2 separate regions of the Mus musculus genome follow, and region 1 is linked to region 2. A link is a loop called in an ENCODE intact Hi-C map of the cell type or tissue named here. Cell type or tissue: heart. All regions are shown on one strand. Each heading gives the region's core, and the rest is flanking DNA. Links, peaks and the distances in the headings are about the cores only. Region 1 holds the start of Kpna6 (karyopherin (importin) alpha 6). Region 2 holds the start of Khdrbs1 (KH domain containing, RNA binding, signal transduction associated 1).

What was found. Hi-C counts contacts between places; a loop is a spot of excess contacts. Peaks named below come from ENCODE experiments on the same cell type or tissue, not always from the same donor. Only the 100,000 strongest peaks of a DNase experiment are listed, where the experiment ranks them.
Region 1: a loop joins it to region 2, with 4 times the contacts of the local background. A loop is called at or near these places in 2 of 42 quality-filtered maps.

Annotation. Positions count from the first base shown.
Region 1 is chr4:129,667,738-129,677,349 of GRCm38, forward strand. Kpna6 (karyopherin (importin) alpha 6) reads right to left here and starts at 5,030. Exons shown (of 14, transcript NM_008468.4): 1 at 4,940-5,030. The coding sequence starts at 4,943. Tmem39b (transmembrane protein 39b) reads right to left here. Exons shown (of 9, transcript NM_199305.2): 9 at 8,615-9,071. The coding sequence ends at 8,829. In heart, for the core only: CTCF peaks have their summits at 1,562 (motif pointing left), 3,903 and 5,223; DNase peaks (open chromatin) are centred at 3,924 and 5,044; H3K4me3 peaks cover 2,606 bases; H3K27ac peaks cover 1,999 bases.
Region 2 is chr4:129,738,229-129,747,231 of GRCm38, forward strand. It overlaps Khdrbs1 (KH domain containing, RNA binding, signal transduction associated 1), which reads right to left and starts at 4,075. Exons shown (of 9, transcript NM_011317.4): 1 at 3,551-4,075. The coding sequence starts at 3,932. In heart, for the core only: no CTCF peak of the experiment used is centred there; DNase peaks (open chromatin) are centred at 3,413 and 4,233; H3K4me3 peaks cover 4,243 bases; H3K27ac peaks cover 3,227 bases.

The DNA.
Region 1 (9,612 bases), core at 865-8,864, 71 kb before region 2:
TTCAGACTGAAAATAAAACTAAAAAAAACAAAAAACAAAAAAAACAAAAAAAATGGGGCTGGAGAGATGGCTCAGCGGTTAAGAGCACTGATTGTTCTTCCAGAGGTCCTCAGTTCAAATCCCAGCAATCACATGGTGGCTCACAACCATCTGTAATGGGATCTGATGGATGCCCTCTTCTGGTGTGTCTGAGACAGCTACAGTGTACTTATATATAATAAATAAATAAACCTTTTTTTAAAAAAATCAATGGAGCTGGTGAGATGGCTCAGTGGGTAAGAGCACCCGACTGCTCTTCCAAAGGTCCGGAGTTCAAATCCCAGCAACCACATGGTGGCTCACAACCATCTGTAATGAGATCTGATGCCCTCTTCTGAAGTGTCTGCAGACAGCTACAGTGTACTTACATATAATAAATAAATAAATCTAAAACAAACAAACAAACAAACAAAACAAAACCTCTAAAACGTTTTTATTTGTATACGTCTGTACCTATACGTGCATGTGTGTGTGATCACAGATGCCTGCAGATGTAATGTAGTTACAGGCTGCTGTAACTGCTTGATGTGGGCGCTGGGAACTGAACTTAGATCCTGTACAGTAATAAATGCTCTTAACTACTGAGCCTTCTCTCTCTTTTTTTTAAACCTAGTTTGTTTGTTTGTTTGTTTTTAATTAATTTATTTATTATATGTAAGTACACTGTAGCTGTCTTCAGATGCACCTGAAGAGGGGGCATCAGATTACGGGTGGTTGTGAGCCACCATGTGGTTGCTGGGATTTGAACTCAGGACCTTCGGAAGAGCAGCCAGGTGCTCTTACCCACTGAGCCATCTCACCAGCCCCGTCTCTCTCTCTTTTTTTAAAGCTTTATTTATTTATTATATGTTAGTACACTGTAGCTGTCTTCAGACACTCTATAAGAGGGCATCAAATTTCATTAGGGATGGGTGTGAGCCACCATGTGGTTGCTGGGATTTGAACTCGGGACCTTCGGAAGAGCAGTCAGCACTCAGTTAAGCCCCTGAGCCTTCTCTTTAGTCCCAAAAATGTTGTAGTTTTTCAGCCAAGTGTGGTGGAGCCTGCCTGTAATTCTAGCTCAGAGGAAGCTGAGGTAGAAAGTTCCAGGTCACTGGTGCTATAGAGTAAGGTCCTGCTTCTAAAAAGCCCAAGACATCTGGGGGGGGGGGGAGGGAGAGGGAGAGGGAGAGGGAGAGAGAGAGAGAAGAAAAATGATATTTTTTCTGACTTTTTCAGCTGGAGAGATAGTTCAGTGCTTATAGCATTTGCAAAGCAGCTAGTTCAGTTCCCAACAACTATCTCAGCTCCAATTCCAGAGGATCTGATACCTTCTTCAGGCTTCCGTGGACAGCAAGCACACATGTGCTACATAGACATATATCCAAGCATTCTTACATGTACATAAAACAAATAAACCTTGTAGCTGTTGCAGAGATGGCTTAGTGGTTTAGAATAACTCTGAAAAAGACCTGGGTTTACTTCCAAATACTTACATTGCTGCTTAGAACTATCCAGACTTCAGGTCTGGGGGATCTGGAGTCCCCTGCTGGCCTCTGCAGGCATCAGCCACACAGTGTGCACACATGTACACACAGGCAAAACACTCAGTTTTTAAAAAAGGCTTCTTGTTTCTTTTTCAAGACAGCGTTTCTCTTTGTAGTCTTAGCTGTCCAGAATGAAACTCACTCTGTAGACCAGGCTGGCCTTGAACTCAGAGATCCACCTGCCTGTGCCTCTGAGTCCTGGGATTAAAGGTGTCAGACACCCTAGGTCTGCAGTTACAGTTGTGAATCAAACCCCAGTTTAAAGAGCAACTGGTGTCTTAACCACTAAGCATATCTCCAGTTCAATTTATTAAGTGTATGGAGGCAGAGGCAGGCAGATTTCTGAGTTCGAGGCCAGCCTGGTCTACAGCGTGAGTTTCAGGACAGCCAGGGCTACACAGAGAAACCCTGTCTAAAAAAAAACAACAAGAACAACAACAACAAACCACACTAAGAGCTTCTTCAGCTACACGTTCTCTAGACAAGTTCCGGCTTTATAATCCTATGCATTTCATCATAACCGCAATGTACTCTTCACAGAAAAGTTGTTATATGGTACATGACTATTCAAGACCATTCTATGATTTTGCCTGGGTTCAATACCCAGACAACTAAAAAACAACAACAAGAAAACAAAAGGGCTAGAGAGATGGCTCAGTGGTTAAGAGCACCAACTGCTCTTCCAGAGGTCCTGAGTTCAATTCCCAGCAACCACATGGGGGCTCACAACCATCTGTAATAGGATCTGATGCCCTCTTCTGGTGTGTCTGAAGACAGCTACAGTGTACTCATATATACACATAAAATAAAACTTTATAAATAATAAATAAATAACTCTTCCAGAAGCTCCAGAACCTTCAGATCTAGATCTAAGTAGCCTAAAATCAACATTGCCTAGGACAATGGATTACAACAAGGACTGGTTTGAAGTTTCACTAACCAAGACTCCCTGGATTTGGAGAGATAGTGGAAATTTTGTTAAGACAGCCAGTACCCACTAGAATTCATCAGGTCGAGGTCTTTGCTAGAGATGGTCAAGAATAGTTGCATCACCCGGGCAGTGGTGGCACACACCTTTAATCCCAGCACTTGGGAGGCAGAGGCAGGTGGATTTCTGAGTTCGAGGCTAGCCTGGTCTACAGAGTGAGTTCCAGGACAGCCAGGGCTACACAGAAACCCTGTCTCGAAAAACCAAAAAAAAAAAAAGTTGCATGGCCAACACAGGCAAACAGTATAAAGGATAGGTCCTGGAAGGGAACACAGGAGAGGCAGTGACATACACGGGCCTCTGGGAGGGAAGGCTGGCTCTATTATAACCAGTACCCAACGGGCCTAGATTGCTAGCCTTGCACTAGTTACCTATCTTCTCAAAGCATCAATTTACTGTTGCTAAAGGGATTCCTCAAACTACCGAGGACTACACACTGTGATTAAATATATCCTTATATTAGACTGGTCACTGAAGTTAGCTGAAAAGTCACCTACCTCTACATACTAAAAATTCTTTCATGTCTCATTCTTGCACTGAAGAACTTTTTTGTTTGCTTGTTTTGGTTTTTTGACACAGGGTTTCTCTGTGTTGCCCTGGCTGTCCTGGAACTCACTCTGTAGACCAGGCTGGCCTCAAACTCAGAAATCCGCCTGCCTCTGCTCCCCAAGTGCTGGGATTAAAGGCGTGCGCCACCACCCATCTAATGCCTTAAATCTTAGAGGCTGCTGTGAAGTAAAATGTGAAAGAATGTCGTTCCTGGCTGACTCTCATCAGCTATGTTAGCTCCTTCAAGCCTGTTTCTCAATCTCTAAAAAAACGTCTCACAGACGATGCCTTTCCCTCTAGGGCTCCAGTTACCTCCCAGAATCAATCTATACTTTCCAGAGGATCTGGAAGTGTAGAGTGCTTTAGGGAAAAGAACCGCTCGCTGTATTCAGGGTGGGAAGAATGCTGTTACATTGTTTGCAGAGTTCTTGCTAGGTTACACATACTCCCTTCCTAGAGATGTGAAGGCTCAGAAATGGAGGAACGTAGGGCTTGTTGCAGTGTGTTAGACGCCTTCTCTATGCACAGTTTTGTTTGAAAACTGGATGAGAGGTGGGAAGTGGCAGGCCAGATCTGATTCTGAAATCACTGGCAGAGAAAGTCTTTTCTGTTTCCTCAGAATTAGAGATTATAGCAAACTTTAGAAATGCACTACTCTTTACAATAGGCGGAGGTCAGCAATTCACTCTAAACTTTTCCACTTTCATTCAGACTAAAGATTTCAAACTGGACCCATATCAAAACACAACTTCCCAACTTTACGCAGGGTTAAAACTGTCCCCCCTCTCTCTCATCCCACCACTAGAGGGCCAGCCCATAAAAGGCACCAGTTAATTCCTAGGGCTCTGGAGTGATCACCCTGGTTTAATCACCGCGTGACCTTGGATAAGTTACTTTACCACTCTAAGCCTCAGTTTCCCCATCTGCAAAACAGGAATAACAGCAGCACCTATCCCACTAGATTGCAATTAGGTTAAACAAGACACGTTAAGCACTGACAATAACGTCTGCACGTACAGATTGGCAAATTTAAAGTTTTTCACTTTACTGATGCCAACAAATTACCAATACTGGTTTCACTTCTGAATTCGAAGACCATCATCGTATTCTTTTGAGCAACGGCTTTCGTATCCGGAATGCTCTTTAAAAAAGATCAACAGGTCTCTCTTTTTCTCCTAACCAGAGTTGGCCCAGAAACAGTAAGTCCCTGACCTGTCTGTGCCAAGAAGTCTTGGCTTTGGTCTCTCTACCACTGCGAAGGCTGTCACTGAGTCTAGCCGAACCACCCCATTCCTGCGCCGACTGGGACATTTTCCTGGCCTTCAAAGGCCCAAGCTCTGCTGGACCCGGCCGGCCCTTGGTTACCGGGCCGGAGCTGGCCTGCCCTGGGTCTCCTCTCCAGAGGACTCTACCCTCTACGTAGGCAGCTAGGACTTCACTTGGTTCAGAAGCCCGGCGTCCAAAAGCCCGAGGAAGCAGGCTCTCCGCGGCCAGGCCTGCTGCTGGAGCCCGGAGCCCGGCCCCCGGATCCACGGCAGGCGCAGGGCGAGAGGGCAGGGCTCTGCTTACCCCGGGAAGCGCGAGCTCTGACCCGAGGCCACCACGTGGGGACAGCCCAGGACGCTAGCAGTGCGGAACAAGCCCCCAGGGCTGCTCCCCGTGCGGGCGGCCCTACGCCAGCCCTAAACTGGCCCGAGGGGCGCTCCCGATCTGCCTTCTCCTCCCATGCCTCTCTGGATGCTTCCGACATCTGCTTCGGACGAGAGACAGGCCCTCGCCAGACCCCGCTCCCCGACACCTCGGCCCGAACACCCATCTCCTGAGCCGCTTCACTCACCCATCGCGGCTCCGCTCGCTCGGACTTGGCGGCGGCCGCAGCGGTAGCTTCAGCGGTAGCCTCGGCAGACAATATGGCGGACCTGCAGGACGGCGGCCTGACGGGGACAAACGTTTTATACCGTGCTAAAACGCGTTCTTAACCCTCACGCCCCCTTCCCTCCAAGGGATATCAGGATAGGGGCGGGCTTAAAGAGAACGCAGCCACTAAAGATGGCAATTAGGGATGGAATAGACAGCCGAGGCTGGAGGGAGACTAGAAGGAATATGTACAAAACAAAGTGTGTCAAACTCTCTGCCTCTGCTTCTGTCTCCCAAGTGCTGGAATTAAAGGCGTGCGCCACCACCGCCCGGTTGCCACAAGCACTTTAAACCACTGGGCCATCTCTCTGGTCCTTGCTGTCTGTGGTTTTAAAGGCAGAAGGGGCAGAACGATTGGACCTGGAGATCCAATCTCTTTCTGTTTTTATTTCTTCTTTATGGCGAGACCTTCTTTCCCAAAAATTCTTCATAATTAAGCCTGTATAGACCCTGAACTAAATAATTATTTTGAGAGAGGAAGTGATTCGTTCAAGGCTCCGGAGATAAGGAAAAGGAGTGGAGATTAAGCTGGGGTTTGAATATTGTTTTTGTTCATTTGAGACAGGATCTTTACTATGTATCTCTGGCTGGCCTGGACCTTTATAAATCAGAAAGACTTCAAACTCACAGCGATCCACCTATCTGCCTCCCAAGTGCTGAGGTAAAAGGCTCCCAGACCAGTTGTTTGTTTACGGGAGGCAGGGTTTCAGATATCCTAGACTTGAACTCTAGATTCTCCTTCTTCCACCTCCCCTCTGCTGAGGTTACAGGTGTGCGCTATCACACTAGAGGGAGTTTGTTTCTCCAGCAAAAGGGTGTGGTGGGGTAGGGGCAGAGCCCAGTAACCTTTTAATGACAGGGTCAGTTCTATATTGCTGACTAGTATGACCACCACCTTCCAGTGTCTGACTTATAGCTATTGAATGAATAAATGAACAAATAAACAAGCAAACAAATAAATAACAGGTCAATGAGCTCCCTTTTTTAGTGATGAGGACCTTGAAGCACGTGCCTTTTGAATCAAGGAATTTGGGGCTGATGCTTATTAACCTCCTTATTTTGCATGATAGCATTCCAGTCTTCCACATCAACACACAGAGCCGGGGTTACGTCCAATCTTGCCAATTCTAACCAAATGCCTGGCCGATAAAGTGAAACAACTCAAAAGTCAAATTCTATGACTTGAGGAAAAGGAATACTGTTATCACAATAATCAACCTCCTTATCTCACTTATCTCCAAAATCGTTCTGCCCCATCTGTCTTTAAAACCAGAGACAGCGGGGCTGGTGAGATGGCTCAGGGGGTAAGAGCACTAACTACTCTTCAAGAGGTCCTGAGTTCAAATCCCAGCAACCACATGGTGGCTCACAACCATCCGTAGTAACATATGATGCTCTCTTCTGGTGTCTAAAGCTACAATGTACTTACATATAATAAATAAATTCTTAAAAAACAAACAAACCACAGAAAGGACCAGAGATGGCCCAATAGTTGAAAGTGCTTGTGGCAGCCGGGCAGAGCAGAGGCAGGCGGATTTCTGAGTTCAAGGCCAGCCTGGTCTACAGAGTGAGTTCCAGGACAGCCAGGGCTACACAGAGAAACCTTGTCTCGAAAAAACAAAACAAAAACAAAACCAACCCTCCCCCCAAGAAACAACAAAAAACAACAAAAAGAAAAAGAAGAAAAGAGAAAGTGCCTTGGAATCCCTGGTGTACAGAGATCTCCAACTTCTGAAATTGCATGCTATCTTTGCTCATGTGCTATTAACCAAATGTACTACACACACAAAATAAATAAGCAAACAAACTAGCATTTCTCATCAGAAATGAGATCTGGGGCTGGTGAGATGGCTCAGTGGGTAAGAGCACCCAACTGCTCTTCCAAAGGTCTGGAGTTCAAATCCTAGCAACCACATGGTGGCTCAAAACCATCTGTAACGAGATCTGACTCCCTCTTCTGGTGTGTCTGAAGACAGCTACACTGTACTTACATATAATAAATAAATAAATCTTTAAAAAAAAAGAAGTGAGATCTGATGCCCTCTTCTGGTGTGTCTGAAGACAGCTAAACTTACATATAATAACTTACATATAATAAATAACACAAGGCCCTGGATTTAGTCCTGAGCTCTGGAAAGGAAACAAATATGAAAAAGACCAATACAAAAATCAACAGAAAGGTAACTAAATACATTGTATCGCTCTTCTTGTAGCAATTTCCCACTGCCTGCTCTCAGGAATTTTCTTCACTTTCAAGGGTCAGAAGCTGGCTCCTGACACACTGGAGTTAAGCAACCCTTTGGTGCTTCACTCTCACTCGGGTGGCTTTCCTCCTCATGCCCGCCTAGTGACCCCAGCAACCATAACTGTCATCTCGGAAGCACCGAGAGTTCCAACACGGTCCCTATTGTGCTTTTTTTAAAGAAATAAAAATGTAAAAATTACCTTTTTGGGGCTGGCTCAGCGATTCAGAGCACCTGCTGCTCTTTCAGAGGACCAGGTTTGATTCCCAACAGATGGGAATCACAAACCATTTGCAATTCCAATCTCAGCAGGTTCAATACCCTCTTTTAACTTCCAAGGGCACCAGGCACACATATGGAGCATATACATATATAGGCAAAGCACTCATACACATAAAATAAATCTAAAGGTATGTAAAGTTACATTTATTTAATATATGTGTGTATAGAGAAGCTAAAGGACAACTTATAGCAGTCAGGTCTTCCCTTCTACCGTGTTGGTCCCAAGGATGGAACTTGGGTTGTCGGGATTGGTACAAAGAGCCTTGACCCTCTGACCCATCTTGCCAGCATTCCCTCCCCAGTGTAGCAATATCCTGGCCTGTCACCATCATCTGGGACAGGGCGGGGTGGCAGTGACTACATGCTGGGAGAATCAAGTCATATTCTTCTAGGACAACAGTGTTACCACCTTTTAGAGGATTTAAAAAATTTTTTTTGTTGTTTTTGGTTTTTTCGAGACAGGGATTCTCTGTGTAGCCCTGGCTATCCTGGAACTCACTCTGTAGACCAGACTGGCCTCAAACTCAGAAATCCATCTGCCTCCGCCTCCCAAGTGCTGGGATTAAAGGTGTGCGCCACCACTGCCCGGCGAGGATTTTTTTAAAATTTATAATATATAATATATAAGTACACTGTAGCTGTCTTCAGACACACCAGAAGAGGGCGTCAAATCTCATTTCCGATGGTTGTGAGCCACCATGTGGTTGCTGGGTTTTGAGCTCAGGACCTTTCGGAAGAGCAGTCACTGCTCTTAACAGCTGAGCCAGCTCTCCAGCCCCAGGACTCTTTTTTTAATCCCAGCTCTAGCACTCTGTAGCCATGTTACCACCTGTGGGAGTGAACACACACAGCACACATCTTCATAGGGCTGGCAAGGCCTGCAGTAATAAACACAGCTGCATCTGTACACAACTGCATTCTTTTAGTAGCAGCCACCATGGCCACCGTGGGCTCTGGGGTTCCCCGAGTCTCTCAGCCACTTGAGAAGGAGCGTCACAGAAGCCATCACATGCCTATACCTCTGACTGACTGAAAGGCAGGAACAAGAGAAAGAATCACAGGACACAGGCTTGTTCAGAGTATAAAAATAAGACTTTTTTCTTACCACATCAATTATCAAAGAAAGAAACAGTACGTAACAAAAATACAAAGCTCTGGTGGGTTGGTTTTTTTTTGTTGTTTTTTGTTTTTGTTTTTTGTATCCCTCCCCCCCAACCCCAAGAGCCCTTGGCCAGGAAGCCCCTGGGTGAAGCCCGGATGTTGTTTGGAGGATCACCCTGGGACTCAGGAGAACCGGTGGTCCAGGTCCCTCTGGGGGCTGGCTGAGTAGGAGTAGGCTTTGCCCAATACCAGGCGGTCCCGGAGCAGCTTGAAGAAGGCATAGTAGTTGCTGAAGAGGATGAGGGCCAGGGAGATGGTCTGGTGCCACTTCTCTGAGGACATTAAGGAGTACAGCTGGTAGACAATGACGGCACCCTCCAGCAGCAAAAGGATGTTGAGGATCCGCAGGGGGTTGCTGAAAAAGAACTACCCAAGAGAGATGGGGTAGGCGGAGAGCAGCCAGGGGGCATGCTCCAGAAACCTGCTTCTTGGATGAGATCTTGAAGCATGGTAGAGGGAACAAGCTCTTGAGAACCCCTGTTTGTGTGTGTGTGTATGTGTGAGAGCTAGGGGAGGCAGAAAGGTCAGGGTGGGCTCGGCCACACCACCACATCTGTCCACGCTTGTGCTGCACCGCTGCTTCCATAAAAGCCGTGGAAGATACTTCTGAGAAGTCTTTCCTAAGAAGCTTGCTTGCTATCTCAAACTCTTTTTGGCCTAAAATCAACTTTTTATTTGTTCCCTTCCCAGGCTGGCTTTGCACTCACAGAGATGAGCATGCCTCTGCCTCCTGAACGCTGGGATTAAAGACATGCGCCACCACACCCAGTCCCATGCTTCTGTAATGTCACCCTCCCTCTACAGTATCATTGGGTCTGAACAAATCAGAATCTTTTTTTTTCCAGTGCTAGGGACTGAACCCAGGCTTTATCTGTGCAGCAAAATTTAGCTCAGCAAATCTTACGTC
Region 2 (9,003 bases), core at 907-8,906:
ACTGGGGCCAGGAAGATGGCTCAGCAGTTAAGAGCACTGCCTGCTCTTTCAAAGAACCTGGGTTCAATTCCCAGCACCCAGATGGCAGCTCACATTGGTCTTTAACTCCATGACCAGGGGATGTGACAACCTCACAGTCAGACATGCAGGCAAAACACCAATGCACATAGAAAATAATTAATAAATTTAAATAAGGCAAAAGCAAAAAAGACCCAACTTTAAAGTGTTTTCTCTTAGTAACCACACCAAAGTTAAACTCTGACTGCAGAGCTAAAAGAAACATTTAAGAAACAGTATTTTTGCCTGGCGTGGTAGTGCACGCCTTTAATCTCGGCACTTGGGAGGCAGAGGCAGGCGAATTTCTGAGTTCGAGGCCAGCCTGGTCTACAAAGTGAGTTCCAGGACAGCCCGGGCTACACAGAGAAACCCTGTCTCAAAAAAAAAAAAAAAACAAAAAAAAAAAAACAAAAACAAAAACAAATAAATAAATAAAATAAAATAAAGCTAGGTCAAAAAAAAAAGAAAAAGAAAAAAAGAAACTATTTTTGTGAACCCCAAAAATCCGTTAAAAAGAGAATGATCACCGTACTTGATGTCAGAAAGGCCACATTATGCCTTATATATATAGGAATTATACCAAAAGAAAACCATGGTGACATTTTATCTAGTGAGTACAGGTCAAAGGAACCTGGCTGATTTTACATATAACAGACCTCACACTCACTACTTTAGAGATGACACCGCAGTCTTAGTCAATTTCACAGGACCAAGTCACTAAGGGTCACTCTCCAAAGTTAACATCTTAAAATTGACATAACTCTTCAGCAATTAATCTGACAGGTTGTAAAGATTTGAGGAAATAAAAATAAGATTAGCAAGTCAACCTCTACCATAATGGTATTCTTCAGTCTGCAGGTACTTATTCGAAGTGCCAATCAAACACAGGTGTTTGCTATTTGCAAGCCAGTATGAAAAAAATATAAAAAATAATGACCCAAATTGTAAATCAGTTAGTAGAGTACTATGTCTGATCCTAGGCATTGCACAAACTGAGTGTGGTGGGGCTCACTTCCCAAACCCTCGAGGAAATGGACCACAAATTCAAGGTCACCAGTGGCTATACAGAGAGTACCCAGCCTCAGCTACTTGAGACCTTTTTTTTTTTAAAAAAGAAAAAAAAGGAAAAAAAAAAATCAAAATTTTACTAAGTTGTCAGAACAAAAGAACAGAAACGTAAGAGCCCAAGTATTACAGAATAGAGGTACCAAGCTGACATGCACAGAGTTGATGTTTCTATTCACTGACCACAGGTTTTGTTTACTGTGCTTCAAAGGCCCTTATTTGCTGTTTTCATATTTGACTGGAAAGAAAAGCAGGTCTTTAAGTCATTGTAGATCCGTGACCTTTTTGCATTATACAAACGGTAAATCCCCTTCAACAATGCTGGGAAACAGAGAGCAGATGAAGGGAAAATGGTATATTCCTTTTATTTCTTTTCAGCTTTGTATTTTGAGTACCTGTGTAGGACATAAGATAACATCAGGCCGGTGGTGGTGGTGCATGCCTTTAATCACAGCACTTGGGAGGCAGAGGCCAGCCTGGTCAACAAAATGAGTTCCAGGACAGCCAGGTCTATACAGAGAAACCCTGTCTCGAAAAAACAACAACAACAAAAAAAAACAAAGAAAACAGCCGGGCGTGGTGGTGCACGCCTTTAATCCCAGCACTTGGGAGGCAGAGGCAGGCGGATTTCTGAGTTCGAGGCCAGCCTGGTCTACAAAGTGAGTTCCAGGACAGCCAGGGCTATACAGAGAAACCAAAAAAAAAAAAAAAAAAAAAAAAAAACCACCAAAGAAAACAAAAACAGGATCCCCCAGTACTGAAGTTACAGGTGTCTGAAAGCCTTCTGATGTGGGTGCTGGGAACTGAACCCCTGTGGAAGAGCAGACAGTGCTCTTAAAGGCTGATTTGTCTCTCCATTAGATAGTGCTCTTTCACAATGAACTGTCCACGATATCGTTCTGGCCAGAGTGCAATGCTCTGTGTACTGGACGCTATCAGAGGAGATCTGGGGGCTCTGGAGCATTGCTCTCCAAAGGAGAGGGGGGAGAATTCTGAAGCTCTCAGGCAGTCTTTGATGAAATAACCTTTATTCCTTGTGGCTAGGGTCTAATATACATTTTGGGGTGGGGTGGGATCTAAAAGCAGATGCTTTCTATTGGCTTGGTCGGAGAAGTTAGGGATGCTACATCTGCATGTGGAGGGAGGGCCTTCAGGTGTTGGGGGGGGGGTTTAACACCCCGTGTGACTGACTCATGGGGTGTCTTGGTCAAGTGTTCCAGGTTCAGAGTAGGGTTTCTGAATCCGCTCAACCTTCCCAGTTTTTGTCTGGTGACAAGGTTCCATCAGCCCCTCAACAGTCCAACTATTCAACCAGTAGGACAGACTGTGGGTATTAGATGCTTAATAAAAATTAGATATCAGCCGGGCAGTGGTGGCGCACGCCTTTAATCCCAGCACTCGGGAGGCAGAGGCAGGCGAATTTCTGAGTTCGAGGCCAGCCTGGTCTACAAAGTGAGTTCCAAGACAGCCAGGGCTATACAGAAACCCTGTATCGAAAAACCAAAATCAAAAAAAAAAAAAAATTCGATATCATAAAAAATACTAAAACCATGTCTAACAACAGGCGGCGGTTTGAATAAGGAAAAATATCTAAGTCGCTCAAGTCCGGAGAAGAGAGCTCCATAGTCTACAATCAGAGAACAAAGACTACCATTCTTAAACTATCTCTACTCCAGCAAAAACTAAAACAAAAAGACCAATTTCTCGTTCATCTCACGCAAAAGAACCTGCCTGCCGCCCCTTACCTCCCTCTATCATTTCTTTCTACGGTCTCCTGGGCTATCACAACCCCCCCCCCACACACACACACACTTTTGCATAACTTCAGAAACACATTTCAAAATAAAACAGAGAAACCATCCGGGTCTGCAGCAATTCTTACTCGACAGGCCGAAATGGAAAGCTTGGCTTGAGAAAACCTCAAGCTCACGGATTCTCTCGTCGCCCCGACCTCTAATGAACTTAAACCCGAGTTCCCGCTAAATCCCGCCCCGCTCCGTAGATGCGCTGTGCGGGACCGGCATTCCGGCTATCTCTACCTTACACCCCAGGTCTCCATCACCCGCGATTCCCCCCCCCAAATGTTTCCTCTTTGGGAAAGCGGGGAGAAATAGGTTCATTTCTGTTAAGAGCCGGCCCTTGGCGCGCGGGGCAACTACTACGGGAGGAGAAGGGGGCGGGAGCACGGTACTATCCATCAAGCTCTCCGCGCTCTGAGATCGCGAGTCCTCTTCGGGCCTCGTCCGTGGCTCAGAAATCTTCCCTTACACCCTGAGCCCGGGTGGGACTGTGGGTGCAGAATCTCGAAGGCCAGGTCGAGATGACAACTCTCGATGCCCGGGCTCCGAGGGGGTGGGAGCAAGAACAAAGCGGCGGCCACCCACAGTCAGGACCGGGAGACCCAGAGGACCCGCCAAGAACCGCTTACCTACGGACAGCAGCTGCATGGCGTGAGTGAAGGACGGGTCGAGCGAGTCCTTCTCGGCCATGAGTTCAGGCAGGTACTTATTCTCCGGCTCCATCTTGACCGCGGCTGTGGCTGACGGGGGCAGCAGCGGGGTCGGCGCGGAACCCACCACCGTCGCGTCGGGACCAGGGGTGGAGGGAGGCAGCAGCGGCGGCGGCTGGGTGGCGGGCGAGGCCCGAGCGCCTCCTCTGGGCCCACCTCCCCCTCCCCGGGGCCGGTGAGGAAGCGGCGACGGCCGAGACGGGGTCAGACGCACCGAGGGGTGGGCACCTGACGGGTCCTTGGAGCAGCTGCGGCCCGAGGACCGGGTGAGGCGCGAGGCAGGATCGTCCCGGCGCTGCATCGGGGATGATGGGTGGCGAGCGAACGAGCGAGGAAGCGACGCGGCGGCAGCTGAGGCCCGAGCGGCGGTTGGCGGGGGTGGAAGAACAGGAGCGACAGCGACCGAAGCCGACCCGAGCGACCCAGCGAGAGAGCACCGGAAATGAGGCGGCGCGCGTGCGCAGGCGCCTACCGGCACCGCCCTTGAGTTTCTCCGCGGAGAACAAAGTCCCCAGTTGGACCACGGCGCCTGCGCCGACTGAAGACGTCGCCTCCCCGCTTGGGCTCCGAGCTTAGGGCGCCTGCGCGGGCGCCCGCCGCCTTCCTTCATTTCTTTTTCTTTTCCACGTGACCCGGCGCTAGCGGTACACGTGTCTCCCCTCCCCCTCCCCCGGGCGGAGTGCGCGGAGGGGGCGGGCGCCGTGGAATGTCTTTGTCTGCGCTCGGGCCCGCGGAGTGTGCGGCAGGAGACCTGTTATTCGTGCGCCACGCCTCCTTCAACGGCCGAGCCTGGGGAGGTCCCCGAGGGAGCGGTGCCCCGGAGTGGAATCGGGGGCCGCCCCTCCAACCGGGAAATGAAAAGAACGCTTCTGGAGAGAGGGGGACGCGAGGGTTAGAGCCAAGTGAAGCCGGAAGAGAGGGAAAGACTGCGCGAGCGAACGGGATGGGAAGATGGGGATGCGGGCGGGCGTGGTGGGAGGGAGGAGGCTGACCCAGAGATAAGTGATGAGTGTGCGAAAGGGAAGCCAGGAATGGGGAATGCTGTGTGTTGCAGAACTGAAACTCAGAAGGAGTCGAAGGGGTCAGTCAGAGACGCAAAGACCGGAAGAAAAGGGCTCCCTCCATACCCAAGTAGGGCATCCAGGAAGTCAGTCGGCAAGATTTCCATTAGAGCAGGTTCAAAACTAGTGAGAGAATTATTAAAAGATGCATTTGGGGTCGGGTCAACTGGTAATGCTGCTTATCACCTGTTTTTGGAGTCCCCGGCTTGTTGGCTTGTTCCCCACCCACTCATCCCCGGTAAATTCCAAATTTTCTCTCTCTCTCTCCTTCCAACCCCGCCTACTCAGAAAGCCTCAGAACACAAAAAGGCGCCAAAAAATCCAGTCCTGAATTCCTGACTGTACTAATCCTCATCTTTAGTCACCAGCCACCCAAGCCCCACCCTAGATGACCATACCTGGGCACAAGCCCAGCTTGTGGTAGACTTGTCATTTTCTTCGCCTACAATCTATCAAAAAAGTACCAGCCATACTCTGCCCCCGACCTCTGAGGCTGGTGGACTCACCCGGGAACCCATTTCCAAATAGATATGCCTTTTTAAAAAAAATTATTCTTGAATTAGCTTATTTCGTTGGGGGTGGAGGGGACTATTATCAACCTGAGTTCTAGCCCCAGGCCCAAAATAGGAGAGAACCAGCTCTCCCAAGTTTTCTGACCTCTACTTGCACATAGAGGCCTTCATGTCCAGCCATACTAAGGGGATGAGGTGGTTATGCATCCTAGCGCTGAGGAGGAAAAGCCACAGAATTACCTCATGTTTGAGACAAGTCTGGCCTACATACACAGCACAGCTACAGGCCACCTAGGACAGGCCACCCTGTCCCCCAAAAACAAACTAAGAAGCATCTTATATTAGGTCTCTGACAAACTGCAGTCCTAGCACCTGTTAGACTGAATTGTTTTGTTGCCACCTTCTGTTTATTCTGTAAAACGGTGACTCCAGGGCCAGTCCTTAGCCCATGTTGGCTGCCTAGTTCTCAGAGCTCCTAGTACTCCTGCTCTGAATGCTGGTCCTTCACAAGGGATCCCCCTGCACTCTTTCAAAAAGACAAATACTTTCATTTTTCCTTAACACGTGTTTTCACTGCAGAGTCAGTGACTCACTCTCTAACCCAGAGTGGCTTTGAACTCAAAACAACTCAGTCTTAATCTTCAGAATACTGGAATAACAAGACATAAATCACCATGAGACAGATAGTACTGCTGTAAGGACCAGGGCACAGTCTCTAAGATCTCTTCATCCTAGGGTACTGTATGCAGATGGAACCCAAATTAAATCCCATTAAAAGTCTGAGGCTGGGCTGGTGAGATGGCTCAGTGGGTAAGAGCACCCGACTGCTCTTCCGAAGATCCAGAGTTCAAATCCCAGCAACCACATAGTGGTTCACAACCATCTGTAACAAGATCTGACACTCCCTCTTCTGGAGTGTCTGAAGACAGCTACAGTGTACTTACATATAATAAATAAAAAATAAAAAAGAGAAGTTTTTAAAAAAAAAAAAAAAAGTCTGAGGCTGAGATGTCAAGATGTCTGAGCTGGTTAAATCATCTTCAGGCCTGAAGATCTGAGTCGATCTCCAAGACTACACAGTGGGAGGAAAAAACTGACTCTCAAAAGTTGTCCTCAGATCTACACATGTGCCATGAAACAAAATGTACACATACACACACAAAAATAAAGATCTAAACATAACTTAAAATTTTTATAAGTAGCCAATCCCAGCACTAGGGAGGCAGAGACAGGCGGATTCTGAGTTGGAGGCCAGCCAGGTCTACAAAGTGAGTTCCAGGACGGCCAGGGCTACACAGAGAAACCCTGTCTCAACCCCCCCCACCAAAAAAAGATGTCAAATTACTGAAAAGGTTGGGTTTTTGTTTGTTTGGCTTTTTTGGTTTTGATTTTGGATTTGTTTAGCTATTGTTTTTGAGGTAGAGTTCTTACTATGTATCCCTGGCTAGCCTGGAACTTGATTTGTAGACCAGACCAGCCTCTACCCCTCTGCCCCTCTGCTCTCTCTGCATTGCCACTCTGCCTCTGCCTCTCTGCCTCTCTCTGCCTCTCTCTGCCTCTCTCTGCCTCTCTCTGCCCCTCTGCTCCTCCTCCTCCCTCTGCCTCTGCCTCCCCCTCTCCCTCCCTCTCCCTCCCTCTCCCTCCCTCTCCCCCCTCTCCCTTTCCCTCTCTCCCTCTTCCCCTCTCCCTCTCTCTCTCCCTCTCCCTCTGCCTCTCTCTCTCTGCCCCTCTGCTTCTGCCTCTAGAGTTCTAGGATTAAAAGCATGTGCCATCATAGCCACATGAAAAAGATGTCTAAAATGTTAATTTGTAAATTTGTATCTCTTTTCTAGTCACCTAACTACTTGTGTCTAGCATTTGTGCTTGAATCACTTATCAAAGCTAGCCAAAGAAAGAATTGCAAAAAGGCCATCCCCCAATATCTCGCCTTGATGTATTCATTACCAATAGGCAATCAGGTTAAAGTTTTCTGAATTTCCCTTATCTGCCCAAAGACAGGGCTTTCAATAAGAACTCACTAGTGAGCCGGGCATGGTGGCACACGCCTTTAATCCCAGCACTTGGGAGGCAGAGGCAGGCAGATTTCTGAGTTCGAGGCCAGCCTGGTCTACAGAGTGAGTTCCAGGACAGCCAGAGCTACACAGAGAAACCCTGTCTCGAAAAACAAAAACAAACAAACAAAAAAGAATTCACTAGTGGGGCTGGAGAACTGGCTCAGCAGTTAAGAGCACCGACTGCTCTTCCGAAAGTCCTGAGTTCAAATCCCAGTAACTACATGGTGGCTCACAAACATTGGTAATGAGATCTGACACCCTCTCCTGGTGTGTCTAAAGACAGCTACAGTGTACTTACACATAATCATAAATTTTTAGGCTGGAGCGAGCAGAGTCCTGAGTTCAATTCCCAGCTACAGTGTACTCATATAAATAAAATAAATCTTAAAAAGAAAAAGAAAGAATTCATCAGTTATCTGCCCAGGAAGCTCTGACAGGAACTTTTACCACAGGAAGGGAGACTTCCCCACACAAAGATTTATTATTAATTATTACACACTTGTTTTTCTAAACAGGGTTTCATTTTTCTCAGACTGACCTACAATGCACTATGTTGCCAAAGATGATCCTGACTCTCTCTCTCTCTCTTTTGTAAGATGTATTTATTTATTTTATGTATATGAGTACAGTGTCCCTGCCTTCAGACACACCAGAATAGGGCATTGGATCCCACACACATACACACACAAAGATAAAAATCTAAGCAAAACTTAAAAATTTTATCAGTATCTGTGTCTGTGTGTCTGTTGGAGTGTATGTGTGTGTGTGTGTGTGTGAGTGTGACTGTCTCTCTGCGTGAGTGGACACCACATGTGTGCTGGCACCAATGAAACCAAAAGAGGATGTCTTCATTAGGAACCCCCTGGAGCTGGAGTCACAAGAGATTGTAAGCTGCCCAAAGTGCATACTAGGAAAAGAACTCAGGTGCTCTGGAAGAGCAGTGAGTACTGTATACCACTAAGCCATATGTTTACCCTGGCCATGAACTTGCCTTCCTACCTCTGTTTCCTGAGTGCTGGGATTATATGCATGAGTCACCCCCTGACCTTTTACCCTGTCTTCTAGGAACCCCCAAATTCTTCCACCCAAATCATTTACTCTGAGGATATCTGTTCATCCTCTAACCGTCGTAGTCGCTTGTCTTAGGGTTTCTATTGCTCTGAAGAGACACTATGACAGTGGCAATACTTATAAAGAAAACCATTAAATGTGGGCCAGCTTCTGGTTTAGAGGTATAGCTCATTAGCATCATAGAAGAAAGAGAGGGTACCACTGGGCCTGGCTTGAACATCTGAAACTTCAAAGCCCATCCCCAGGGACACACTTCCTCTAACAGGGCCACACCTCCTAATAGTACCTTTCCCTAGTGATTAACCATTTCAACACAGGAGTCTATGGGGGCAATTCCTATTCAAACCACCATGCTACTCCACCACAATGTAAGGAACCCTTAATCTTTTTTTTTTTTTTTTTTTTTTTTTTTGGTTTTTCCAGCTAGGGACCCTTAATGATTGGCCCAATTCATTTTTATATTAGACCTTGAGTTTCTTAGAGCCAATCAGAAACCTAAAAAGCAAACCCCACAGAATCGTATTGTGTAAAGACCCCAGTGTACTATGTTCTGCATGAACTTTTCTTTTAAAAAAGTTTTGCTGGAGCCGGGCAGTGGTGGCGCACACCTTTGATCCCAGCACTCGGGAGGCAGAGGCAGGCAGATTTCAGAGTTCGAGGCTAGCCTGGTCTAC